Linked DNA regions of Homo sapiens: all the other regions are linked to region 1. A link is a contact called in ENCODE Hi-C or POLR2A ChIA-PET data. All regions are on one chromosome and are shown on one strand. The core of a region is the stretch at or near the end of the contact, and the rest is flanking DNA. Distances in the headings are between cores, read along the strand shown.

Region 1 (4,180 bases), core at 715-3,214:
ACCACCTTTGAAACTTTGCCACCTCTCTCTTCCTGGTTGCCTTTTATTTAAACATTTTAAAAATAGATAGACATAGATGGTTTCCAGTTGTTTGTTTGTTTTGAGACAGTCTCACTGTTGCCCAGGCTGGAGTGCAGTGGCACAAACTCAGCTCACTGCAACCTCCACCTCCTGGGTTCAAGAGATTCTCCTGCCTCAGCCTCCCGAGTACCTGGGATTACAGGTATTCACCACCACGCCCAGCTAATTTTTTTGTATTTTTAGTAGAGACGGGGTTTCATCATGTTGGCTAGGCTGGTCTGGCACTCCTGGCCTCACGGGATCCGCGCACCTCAGCCTCCCAAAGTGCTGGGATTACAGGCACGAGCCACCACGCCTAGCCCAGTTTTTTTTTTTTTTTCTCCGAGACAGAGTCTCACTATGTCGCCCAGGCTGGAGTGCAGTGGTGCGATCTCAGCTCACTGCAACTTTCACACTCCGGGTTCAAGCAATTCTCCCTGCCTCAGCCTCCCAAGTAGCTGGGATTACAGGCGCCTGCCACCACACATGGCTAATTTTTGTATTTTTTTAGTAGAGACGGGGTTTCACCATGATAGCCAGGCTGGTCTTGAACTCCTGACCTCAGGTGATCTGCCCGCCTTGGCCTCCCAAAGTGCTGGAATTACAGGCGTGAGCCACCTCACCCGGCCCCAGTTTTTAAGCTAAAGTTAGCATCCTGTGCATATATTTGTATACGTGTGCGCTTTTCCCCCCATTTAAAAAAAATTAGAGTTAGGGTCTCGCTATGTTGCTCAGGCTGGCCTTGCACTCCTGGCCTCAAGTGATCCGCCTGCCTCAGTCTCCAAAAGTGCTAGGATTACAGGCATGAGCCATCATGCCCAACCTCCCCATTTTTAAGATATAATTTACATATAGTGAAATTCACATGAGTATATAGTTCTGTGAGTTTTGACAAACTTTTGCAGTCATACATGAGTTCACCACAATCAAGATATAGAACAGTTCTCCTAGTCAGCTTAGCTTGGTATGAAAAGTAAAAATAAAAAAGATATAGGACAGTTCTGTGTTAGGGTTCTCCAGGGAAACAGAACCAAGGTGATGTATGTATATATAGCGAGTGAGTGAGTGAGTGTGAATGTGTAGAGGGAGAAAGATTTAAGAGGGTAAGCTGGCAGGCTGGAGACTGGCAGGGAAGAGTTACAGTCTAAGTCTAAAGGCAGTCTGCTAGCAGAGTTCTATTCAATTTAATGCTCAAGAATAATCCTCTTTGGCACCATTCATTCTCTGTCCTTCCAGCCCACCAGGATGGGAGCTGGGAGCTGTGCCCCTGAGGCCCTGGGCGGCAGCCACACCTTGTGAATCCCCTCTTGGGGTCATTCTTCCCTCTTCTTGAAAGATAACAAATGTTTGCAGCCACATCACTGTAGCCCATTCTGTAGAAGTCTGACAGCCTTCCTTCCCTTTGTCCTGTCTTTGTCCATTTTAATCCAAAAGGGCAGTATTTCTGCTGAGGTGGTTGGTTGAATCCATGCTTCACAGCCCCAGTCTCATTATCTGATCGTCCAGCCACACCATTGGTGTTCTCTTAGGAACACACCTTCTCATTTTTTTGCAATGAGGCTAGGCTGAGAATTTTCTAAATTTTCAAGTTCTGGTTCCTTTTTGCTTAACAATAATTTACTTCTCACATTTTACTACAAGCAGTAAGGAGAAACCAAGCCACACCTTCAGCACTTTGCTTAGAAATAACTTGTGCTGAATATCTAAATTCATCACTCACAAGTTCTACCTTTCACAAAACACTACAAAATAACTCAGCCATGTTTCTTCCCACTTTGTAACAAGAATCGCCTTTCCACTAGTTCCAATAACATGTTCCCCATTTCCATCTGAAGCCTCACCGGAAGCACCTTTAACATCCATATTTTTGGGGTTTTGTTTTTGTGTGTATGTGTTTGTTTTGGTTTTAGTTTTGGTTTTGGTTTTGGTTTTGGTTTTGGTTTTAGGACGGAGTTTCACTCTTGTCACCCAAGCAGGAGTGCAATGGCACATGATCTCAGCTCACTGCAACCTCCACCTCCTGGGTTCAAGAGATTCTCCTGTCTCAGCCTCCCGGATTTTGGTTTTTTGTGCTTTGTTGAGAGACAGGATCTCACTCTGTCACCTAGGCTGTAGTGCAGTGGCATGATCATAGCTCACTGCAGCCTAAACTCAAGCATTCCTCCCTCCTCAGCCTCCCAAGTAGCTAGGACTACAGGTGTGCACCACCACATCCAGCTATTTTTATTATTTGTTGTAGAGATGGGGTTCCACTATATGGCCCAAGCTGGTCTTGACCTCCCAGGCTCAAGTGATCCTTCTGTCTCAGCCTCCCAAAGTGCTGAGTTTACTGGTCATATGTATTTTTTTTTTTTTTTTTTTTTTTTTTTTTTTTTTTTTTTTTTTTTGAGACGGAGTCTCGCTCTGTCGCCCAGGCTGGAGTGCAGTGGCACGATCTCGGCTCACTGCAAGCTCCGCCTCCCGGGTTCACGCCATTCTCCCGCCTCAGCCTCCCAAGTAGCTGGGACTACAGGCGCCCGCCACTACGCCCGGCTAATTTTTTGTATTTTTAGTAGAGACGGGGTTTCACCGTTTTAGCCGGGATGGTCTCGATCTCCTGACCTCGTGATCCGCCCGCCTCGGCCTCCCAAAGTGCTGGGATTACAGGCGTGAGCCACCGCGCCCGGCCGGTCATATGTATTTTTAAGGGAGAATGGGAACATTTCAATGGTAGCTGCCTTTGGGAAGTGGGGAGGAGCATAAGACTGGTGGAGTGTTTAAGAGGATTTAACTTTCTGTGATGTTTTATTTAAGAAAAAAAGAACAAAATTTAAAAGCTATAAAAACAATCCCACATGGCAGGTTTTGGGTGTGGTATCATTCTTTATACTTTTCTGTATTTCTCAAAAAATATTTTTGTAGACTTTATGTCTTAAGTTAGCTATTTCTCTCTTTTTGTTTTTTAAGACAGGGTCTTGCTCTGTCACCCAGGCTGGAGTGCAGTGGCACAATCTTGGCTCACTTCAACCTCCACCTCCTGGGCTCAAGTGATCCTCCCACCTCAGCCTCCCAAGTAGCTGGAACCACAGGTGTGCACCATCATGCCCAGCTAATTTTTTGTATTTCTTATAGAGACGGGGTTTCGGCATGTTTGCCAGGCTGGTCTCAAACTCCTGGGCTCACCCAATCTGGCTGCCTTAGCCTCCCAAAGTGCTGGGAATACAGGCATGAGCCACCACACCCAGCCCAAGTCAACTATTTCTTTCATAATGCTGTGTAACAAACAATTCAGTGGCTTACATTAGTAAACATTTCTTTTTCCACTGATGGACCTGTGGGTCACTTGGAGTGGCTGTTTTAGCTTGTTAAGGGGGAGGTTCAGGTCTTCTCCACATGGCTCTTATCCCAGGACCAGTGGCTATCCAGGTCATGTCCTTCTCATGGCATGTGGCAGATACAAAAGAAGGGAAGCAGATTGAAAGCTTCCTTTCACTTCATTTCATGTCCACTAATATTCCATTGGTCAGAGCAAGTCATAAGGTGATATGGTGTGGATCTGTATCCCCACCCAAATCTTGTGTCTAACTGTAATCCCCAATGTTAGAGGTAGGGCCTGGTGGAAGGTGACTGAATCACGGGAGTGGTCCTTCATGAATGGTTTAGCACCATCTCCTGGTGCCATTCTTGTGATGGCGAGCAAGTTTTTATAAGATCTGGTCATTTAAAAGTGTGCAGGACCTCCCCCCACTCTTTCTGTCTTGTTCCTCCTCCACCAAGTAAGATGCGCCTGCTTCCCTTCACCTTTCTCCATGATTAAAAGTTTCCTGAGGCCTCCCCAGGAGCCGAGCAGGTGCCAGCATCATGCTTTCTGTACAGCCTGCTTAACTGTGAGCCAATTAAACCTCTTTTCTTTATAAATTACCCAGTCTCAGGTATTTCTTTATAGCAATGCAAGAACAGACTAATACGTAGGGGCAAGTCTAATACTGATGGGGCAAGGGAAGGAAAGAGAATTATAAATAAATAGTAAAAGCAAACACATGGCTACATCCTGACCTATTGATCTTGTTTAGCATTTGAGATTCAAGAATGTAGAACATACTCTAAACAGAAATAAATTATTGCAAGTGTTAACAGTCTC
Region 2 (4,180 bases), core at 856-3,355, 410 kb before region 1:
TCTATAAGGTCAAAACTGTTTTTATAAAACTAAGATATTTTCCTTTCACCCTCATTTTCTCACAAGGTACTGTAGAATTTTCTGGAGGCTACATGTGTGTGATGAGGTCACTGCTCTGATGGCTAATGGAATGTGTGCTATGTTGTGTTTTACTACTATCTCCATTAATTCACATAAAGTAAAAGTCTTTGAGGTTTTCAATACTTTTTTTTTTTTTTTTTTGGATATAGGGTCTCGCTCTTTCACCCAAGCTGGAGTGCAGTGGCACAATCACACCTCACTGGCCTCCACTCCCAGGCTCAAGGTTTCCTTCCACCTCAGTCTCTGGAGTAGCTGGGACTGCAGGCACATGTCCCCACGCTGGTAATTTTTTTTATTTTTTTGTAGAGACAAGGGTCTCGCCATGTTGGCCAGGCTGGTCTGCAACTCCTGGGCTCAAGTGATCCACCGCCTTGGCCTCCCAAAGTGCTGGGATTACAGGAGTGAGCTACCATGCCGGGCTTCTTTGATAATTTTTTGTAACGTAAAGGAGTCCTGAGACCAAAAGGTAGGACGATGGAATAAAGGACTCATAAAGACAGATTCTAAAGGAGAGAGATCTTATCCAGACTCACTCGTCATAATTACCAGTCGGTAATAGGTTTTGCAGAAGTGAAAGGCAATGTGCTTTCTTGTGAGGAGATGGACTCCTGCCTTGTCTAACAAGCATGAAGCGGCCACACCGCAACAGAGTTTGAAACCATGCCTGGTGCAGACTCCCCTCTCCAGCTGCCGCGCCTCCTGCCTTGGTAGAGGGCCGTCCGCAGCCCCGCGACGCCTTACAGAGGCGAACACCGTGCGTCTTCCCAGCCCGGAGCTCCAGGATCGGCTCTATTTGGCCGTCCTCTGCTTTGCTGCAGTTGGGATGAGGAATAAAATTGCGAATGGCCAGGGGTGGAGGCAGACCGGGGAGCTGCGCAGGTGTCATCAAAGGTGGGCCTCTAAATTCCAGCCCCCACTCCCTCAACCCACCCCCAACCCCCCCCACCCCCGCGTCGCGGGCGCACCAGAAGGATAAGCCTGGCATGGCCCTCTCCAGAGCCAGGGACGCACAGATATCAAACCCACCGGAACAAATGCGCGAAATTCAACCTATGCCGCACTCAGAAGAGAGGGACTCGAGAACCACAGAAAATTCTGAGTGTAGGAAAACTGATCAGAGAAGGAAATATTCATCTCGAAAGAGGTCCAGCCTCGGAGACGCAAGACCTGTCCGCTATAGAGCTGTGTTGACTCGGGCAGGTCACTGAGCCTCCCTTGCCTGGGTTTCCCTCACCCACAAAACGTTGATGCGAACATCTAAAGCGCCCGGCTGGACACGCAAGGCTCGGACAGTGGTCACTCCGCGAACGCACTCTGTGACCTGGAGCACACAGGTCCCCCGCTGAGTGTCAGTTTCCCAGATCGGTAAAAACAAGGGAAATGGCTTCAACTCCCTAAAGTCCCTTCTAACTCAGGCACTGAACATATGAAGGTTAAGCCAAGCAGCTTCAGGGCGCTGTTAATATTTTGATAAGAGCAGGTGAAATTAAACTCTTAAGGAAGAGAGGGAAGAAGAAACTTCAAATAAATGTGCCCAAGTTCCTGGTCCGGTACTCCCTGGCGGATCCGTCCCCCGAAAGCTCGCGAAAATGGCTGGCGAGACCCCAGAGGCTCTCTCGGACGCCCTTGGGCTGGCGGAGGGCAAAGGCCAGGGCACTGAGTCGCTTGGAGCCTGCGGGCTGCGCCCCCGCGGGAAAGGGGAACCCGAGGGCACGGAGAGGAGAGCGAGCAAGGAGCGCCGCGGTGCTAGGTGAAAGCCCAGCCGCGGAAGTCGGCTCGGGGTCCGAAAGCGCTGCTTCGCGGGGTTCGGAGGGAAACCATCCCAAGGAGGTGCAGAGAGGCCGGCTCTCCAGCACCCGACGCGCGCCTTACTTGGGGCTTGAGCTCGCAGTTGGCGGTGCCGGGCGCCCCGCGCCGCGAAGCTGCGCCCGTGGGCAGGAGGCAGAGGGTCTGCAGCAGGAACCAGCTCCAGGGACTCATCCTCCTCAAGGCGGCTCCGAGGCCCGGAACGCGGAGGGAAGGAGTAGGGCAGAGGTGGCCGCCCGCCCTGGCTAGCCGGGGCCGCGGGGCGCCTCCGGGCGGGGCTGGGGTGAGCCCGGCAGCAGCGGCCACGTGGGGCCGGGCCTCGACCTCCCTCCCCCCACCCCACCCCCGCAGGTCAGCCCCGCGCCTAGGCGGCAGCGGAGTCCCGAACCGCGTTTCTCCCGCCCAAACCCTGCCGGGGCCGCCGCCCACCTCGTGTGACCGCAAGAGGGGTAAAGTGAAGTTCCAGCGCTGTCCTAAATTCAACCTAAAATCGCATTGGTTCCTGCGTTTACGTCTGTGCTTATGCTGCCGATTGTGAGGGGAGGGTGCCTCTTGATTGAAAGAGGCAGACAAAATAAACAAATGAAAGGCTATCTATAAAGGAAAGTTCATTTAAACAAAGGAAATCTCACGGAAGTTTTGAATGTAAAAGAGAGAGGGGAATGGTCAGTGTGTGCATCCACTGAAAATCCAGGACCACAAAAGCTGGCACTCCATTAAGAGCCCTCTTAATGGATTTTTAGGAATAATATTAAGGATGTTAACACCGAACTCAGAGGATTGCCGCAAGGATTAAAAGAGGAAATTTATGAGAAACACCTTGATTGGCACACATAGCAAGCCTGCAAACTGCAGTCGCTCCCTTTCGGCTCCAAAACCCCACTGAGGATTTTTCACAGCATTGGTCCATCAGGAAGAAAAAAAAATTATGAAAGCAAGTAGCTGTGCCCCGCCTGCCGCACCTCCTACCCATGCCTGAGCGCACTTTACCACCACCTTTTAAAGTCCAGACGTCTGCGCCATTAACTTCGGAGTGGTGTTCGCAGGAGCATTTGTCGCAGTGGTCTTTAATTGCTTTAAGTCGCTGTCCATTTTGAGAATCTGATAACTGGACGATCTCCCAGGGAAAAAGAAAAGGGGGGGGGCAGATTTGCATACAATGCGGGGAGAGGTTTTCTGAAGCCCATTTCCAACTTTCCCGTAAAGAACCCCTGGCTTTGAAGAGCCAAGTCTTTCGAGATTTAACTCCACCAACATTTAGAGTTCAGATGTTTTTGTAAAATCGCTTTTTTCTAAGTTTGAGTGGGGATTTGCTTTCTGGAATTGACTGTCTCCTGTCTTCAGATGACTGCCCCGTGTCAGCCCGGCGGCAATCGTTAGTCTCCGGGCCAACCCAGGACGATGCTTTTTGGCGTTTTCAGGCACCAGCGCTGCCACCTGCTGGCAAAAACTTTCTCTTTCGGTTGTGAGGGGGAAAAGCAAAAAGCATCAAGAACGTAAGTTGCCCTGAGCTAAGATCGAACCACTGCACTCCAGCCTGGGCCACAAAGTGAGACCCTGTCTCTTATTTAAAATAAAACAAAACAAAACAAAACAAAAAACTCAAAAGGATGTAATTACCTATTATTTCATGTTATCTCTCCCACTCCAAATGAATCAATCCGTGTGGCCACAGAGAAGCCCGCCCAGCTTCTCTCTGAGCTGGGCTTCTCTCTGGCCACACAAAACATGGCTGAATTTGTTTATTTTCTCCTGTTGTTTGTCTCTCTTTTATTTCGTTGGTTTCTGCTCTTATCTTTGTTATTTCCTTCTGTTTGTTTACTTTTGGGTTTACTTTGCTTTTTTTCTGGATTCTTAAGGTGGTACCTTAAGTCATTGACTTTAAGTCTTCTTGCTTTTGTAATATAAGCATTTAAAGTTATAAATTTCCCTATAAGCACTGCTTTAGCTACATCACCCAAATTTTGAAAAACTGTATTTCATTATCTTTCATTATCTACTTTCCCTGGTGATTTTCTTCTTTGCCCGTGGATTATTTAGAAGTAGGTTGATTGATTTCCAAACTATGGAATTGTCCTAAATATTAGGTTGGTGCAAAAGTAATTGTGGTTTTTGCAATATCAACAGATTTATAATCCAATTCTGTTGTAAACAGAAAACATACTCTGTATGATTTTGATTATTTTGAATTTATTGGGACTTGTTTTATGGCTCAGCATATGGTCAGATACTGAGTATGAAATATCATATCCATATCCAAAGTACCTAGATAATTTTGTTTGATTCTGACAGT
Region 3 (4,180 bases), core at 722-3,221, 350 kb before region 1:
TGTCCTCAGTCTTTGCACGCAGCTCCTATAACCCTTGGAATCCCTGGAATGATATCTTTTGTGTGCTAATAAGGTGCCTGGTGGCTGGGGGTCCCCGACATAGCTTGAGGATGGGGGCTGGTCACCAGAGAGACCAAGGCATGACAGAATTGGAACTTTCAGCTCATCCCCAGACCTCCAGGAAGGAAAAGGGGCTGGTGATTGAGTCAATCAGCATTGGTCAATGATTTCATCAATTGTGCCTGTGTAATGAAACCTCCATAAAAACCCCTAAATGATGAGATTCGGGGAGCTTCCAGTTGGTGAACACACTGAAGTGCTAGGAGGGCGGCCTGCCCAGAGGAGACATAGAAGCCCTGCGTGCCCCTCCAATACCATGCCCTATGCTTCCACCTGGCTGTCTCTGAGCATATGTCCTTGATCATAAAGTGGTAAGCCTAACGAAAGTGTTTCCGAGTTCTGTGAGCCATTCTGGCAAATTATTGAACATGAAGAGGGGGTTGTGGTAACCTAGGACTTCTATAGCTGGTTGGTTAGAAATACAGATGGTAACCTGGTACCAGCAACCGACATCTGAAATCAGGGCAGTCTTGCGGGATGGAGCTCTTTGGTGGCATTGACACTAATTCTAGGTAGATAATGTCAGAATGGAATTGATTTGTTGGATACCCAATTGGTATCTGGAGAGTTGAATAACTGGTCAGTATAAGAAAAAACTCACACATTTGGTGGCAGAAGTATTGTGAATAAAAACAGTTCAGAGCTCCCCTACTCCCAAACCAGAAAACCTGGAGTCATCTTCGATGCCACCCTCTCACCACCCACCCTCTGCACTATCCCTGCCAATCACTTGCCAAGTTACCCTGATTCCACCTCCAAATACCTCTCTCATCTCCCGTCTTCACTTTTCATTCATCATTTACTCATTCAATCACAAATATTTGCTCTTATCTTCTCTGTGCCAGGCTTTGTGATAGGCATTGGAGTCAGAAGAATGAATGAGACCTGGTAGGAAAATCACAATCTAGTGGTAAAACAAAAACCAGAACACAATCATAAAGCAATGGGATTCACACTCAGAAATGCATAGAGCTGCTGGGCGTGGTGGCTCATGCCTGTAATCCCATCACTTTGGGAGGCCGAGGTGGGCGGATCATGAGGTCAGGGGTTCGAGACCAGCCTGACCAACATGGTGAAACCCTGTCTCTACTAAAAATACAAAATTAGCTGGGCGTGGTGGCACATGCCTGTAATCCTGGCTACTCAGGAGGCTAAAGCAGGAGAATCACTTGAACCTGGGAGGCAGAGATTGCAGCAAGCCGAGATCGCACTACTGCACTCCAGCTTGGATGACACAGTGAGACTCTGTCTCAAAAAAAAAAAAAAAAAAAAGAAAAGAAAAGAAAAGAAATGCACAGAGCATCATAGAGTCCAGGGCAGGGGTCCCTGACCAAGCTCGGGAATGGTGGGGGATGGGGTGGGGACATCAGTGGAGTTTTTTGGGGTTTTTTGTTTTGCTTTGTTTGAGACAGGGTCTTGCTCCGTCACCCAGGCTGGAGTGCAGTGGTGTGATCATAGTTCACTGCAACCTTGAACTCCTGGGCTCAAGGGATCCCCCGGCCTCAGCCTCCTGAGTAGCTGGGATTACAGGCATGAGCCACCACACCCAGTCAATAGACTTTTCTTGATGTGGGTGACACCCAAGCTTTAAGTTTGAAGACTAAAGGAGAGCTGGCACACCAACAGTATACGAGGGGAGGGGAGGGGAGAGGGGAGGGGAGAGGAGGGGAGAGGGGAGGTGAGAGGGGAAGGGAGGGGAGGGAGGAGGGGAGGGGAGGGGAGGGGAGAGGACACAGCAGGCTGGTAGGGCAGCTTTGAATATGGCTCAGAGGCGAGGCGAGCAAGGTCTGAATCACTTCTGCTCCAAGTCCAGGCCCACATTACTTCTTATACGGACAAGAGGCCAGTAACTGCTCTACCCACACATTCTCCTCCCCTACCATCAGAAAAATCTCCCTAAAGCTCAAATTTGACTTCCTGTCTCCCCTGCTTGCTACCCTCTGCTGGTTCCCCTTTCTGATCTGTGGTGTCTCAGCTCCACCTCTGTTCATAAACTTCATATGGTGCCTTCAAAAGTATTTCCGTCTCTGGACCTTCATCCCTGCACTACTGTCTGCCTGGAATTTCCTGCCCTGCCTTGGTTGATGAGGTGGACTCCTATTCATACTTCAGAGTGACTCAGATGTGACTTGTTCCACAAAGTCCCCACCCACTTGCACTCACCTCCGTGGTGCACGTATTCCAGGGCCGTGAGCTTCACCTCTCTGCACGTCTCCCTCCTGCTACAGCTGTGAGGGTGCAGACCTCCTCTGCTGGCACCAGGGCCCGGCCTGCAGTGGGCCTTTGGCAAATGAGGAACTAGGGCTACCGGTAGGTGAAAATGCAGCTAATGCCCAGGAAGCTAGAAGCTGTTGGAACATTTCTGAGACCCTTTAGACCTGGAAATAGCTCTATGTTAGAGGGTTGCTGATAGAGAAGGCTGGAAGTGAGGTCCCTCTGTCCCCAGCTCGCCTCAGACCCTGGTTCCAGATACAGTTGCATGTGTTTCCAACCAAGACTCTGACCTGGCTCCTCAACCAAACCTCCCCTGCGTCCATGGATCTATCTGAACTCCCATTTATAATCGTAAGAGGCTGTGGGTTAGAGGCGCTGTGCTAATGATGGCTGTATGGTTATTATGATTGTGAAGTTGTTATATTTTACATAGAATACAAGTTTATGTACATTACGATTAAGACTAGTAAAGCTCTTTGGAACTTTAAAAACAAATCCCAGTCAGGCGTGATGGCTCACGCCTGTAATCCTAGCTCTTTGGGAGTCCAAGGCAGGAGGACTGGTTAAGCCCAATTCTCCAGGAGTTTGAGACCAGCCTGGGCAACATAGTAGGACCCCATCTCTACAAAAAAATAAAAATCAAAAAATTAGCCAGACGTGGTGGCATGCACCTTTAGTCCCAGCTACTCGGGAGGCTGAGGCAGGAGGACTGTTTGAGCCCAGGAGGTGGAACCTACGGTGAGCCATGATCTCACCACTGCACTCCAGCCTGGGCAACAGAGTGAGACCCTGTCTCAAAAAAACGAAACAAAACAAATCTCAATTCAATTACATTTAATTATTTCAAAAACCAAGCTCTCTCATTGTACAACATTCAAACAATAACGTAAGAAAAAGTGCCTATGGGTCCCAAATTGGTGTGACTCCTGTGTCCTGTCAGCCTATAGAAACACAAGTGTCTGTGTGTGTAACTTTGACCCCTTCTCCTCCCCCTCCAAAAAATGTACATGCATATATATATATATACTTTTTGTTTTGTTTTTGTTGTTTTTTGTTTTTGATATTAGTAGAGACAAGGTCTCACTATGTTGCCCAGGCTGGTCACAAACTCCTGGGCTCATGCGATCCTCTCACCTTGGCCTCACAAAGTACCGGGGTTATAGGCGTGAGCCACCATGCTCAGCCTATACATTCTTATTCTTTTTTTTCTTTCTTTTTTTTTTTTTTTTTGAGACAGAGTCTTGCTCTGTCACCCAGGCTGGAGATCAGGCCATTGCCTGATCTCGGCTCACTGCAACCTCCACCTCCTGGGTTCAAGCGATTCTCCTGCCTCGGCCTCTCGAGTAGCTGGGATTACAGGCATGTACCACCACACCAAGCTAATTTTGTATTTTTAGTAGAGACGGGGTTTCACCATGTTGGTCAGGCTGGTCTTGAACTCCTGACCTCAGGTGATCCACCCACCTCAGCCTCCCAAAGTGTTAGGGTTACAGGCGTGAGCCACCATGCCCAGCTATATATATATTTTTTGTTTGGTTGGTTTTGTTTTGTTTTGTTTTTTGAGGCAGAGTCTCGCTCTGTCACCCAGGCTGAAGTGAAGTGGCACGATCTCGGCTCACTGCAACCTCCGCCTCCCAGGTTCAAGCGATTCTCCTGCCTCAGCCTCTCGAGTAGCTGGGATTACAGAAGCGCACCACCACGGCTGGCTAATTTTTTGGTATTTTTTAGTAGAGACAGGTTTTCACCATGTTGGTCAGGCTGGTCTTGAACCCCTGACCTCAAGTGATCCGCCCGCTTCAGCCTCCCAAAGTGCTGGGATTACAGGCGTGAGCCACCACACCTGGCC

The links. Hi-C counts contacts between places; a loop is a spot of excess contacts on that map. ChIA-PET counts read pairs that join two places held with the same protein, here RNA polymerase II (POLR2A). Pooled maps may share reads with other maps.
Region 2: a loop to region 1 is called in a map of GM12878, with 2.2 times the contacts of the local background. The contact joins the promoter of TRABD2A here to the enhancer-like site in region 1. A Hi-C loop is called at or near these places in 2 of 168 maps with a recorded cell type or tissue (B cell and GM12878), 15 of 37 single-sample maps with no recorded cell type and 12 of 50 pooled maps. POLR2A ChIA-PET finds 5 or more read pairs at or near these places in 3 of 52 experiments (GM12878, MCF 10A and activated T-cell).
Region 3: a pooled map shows a loop between it and region 1 (1.8-fold over the local background). The contact joins two enhancer-like sites. A Hi-C loop is called at or near these places in 5 of 50 pooled maps. POLR2A ChIA-PET finds 5 or more read pairs at or near these places in 3 of 52 experiments (AG04450, activated naive CD4-positive, alpha-beta T cell and endothelial cell of umbilical vein).

What each region holds. Positions count from the first base shown.
Region 1 is chr2:85,289,592-85,293,771 of GRCh38, forward strand. The region is part of intron 4 of TCF7L1 (transcription factor 7 like 1); the gene reads left to right. Among named protein-coding and RNA genes, the nearest start is that of TGOLN2, 36 kb to the right of the region's middle. RefSeq lists an enhancer at 359-859. Within about 2 kb of position 1,965, at least 3 of the 41 ENCODE cell types and tissues checked have a DNase peak (open chromatin) inside an H3K27ac peak, as active enhancers do.
Region 2 is chr2:84,878,979-84,883,158 of GRCh38, forward strand. It overlaps TRABD2A (TraB domain containing 2A), which reads right to left and starts at 2,106. Exons shown (of 7, transcript NM_001277053.2): 1 at 1,954-2,106. The coding sequence starts at 2,061. RefSeq lists enhancers at 1,348-1,850, 1,851-2,351 and a silencer at 2,081-2,210.
Region 3 is chr2:84,944,345-84,948,524 of GRCh38, forward strand. No RefSeq gene overlaps it. Among named protein-coding and RNA genes, the nearest start is that of KCMF1, 25 kb to the right of the region's middle. RefSeq lists a silencer at 1,750-1,899 and an enhancer at 2,070-2,239. Within about 2 kb of position 1,972, at least 20 of the 41 ENCODE cell types and tissues checked have a DNase peak (open chromatin) inside an H3K27ac peak, as active enhancers do.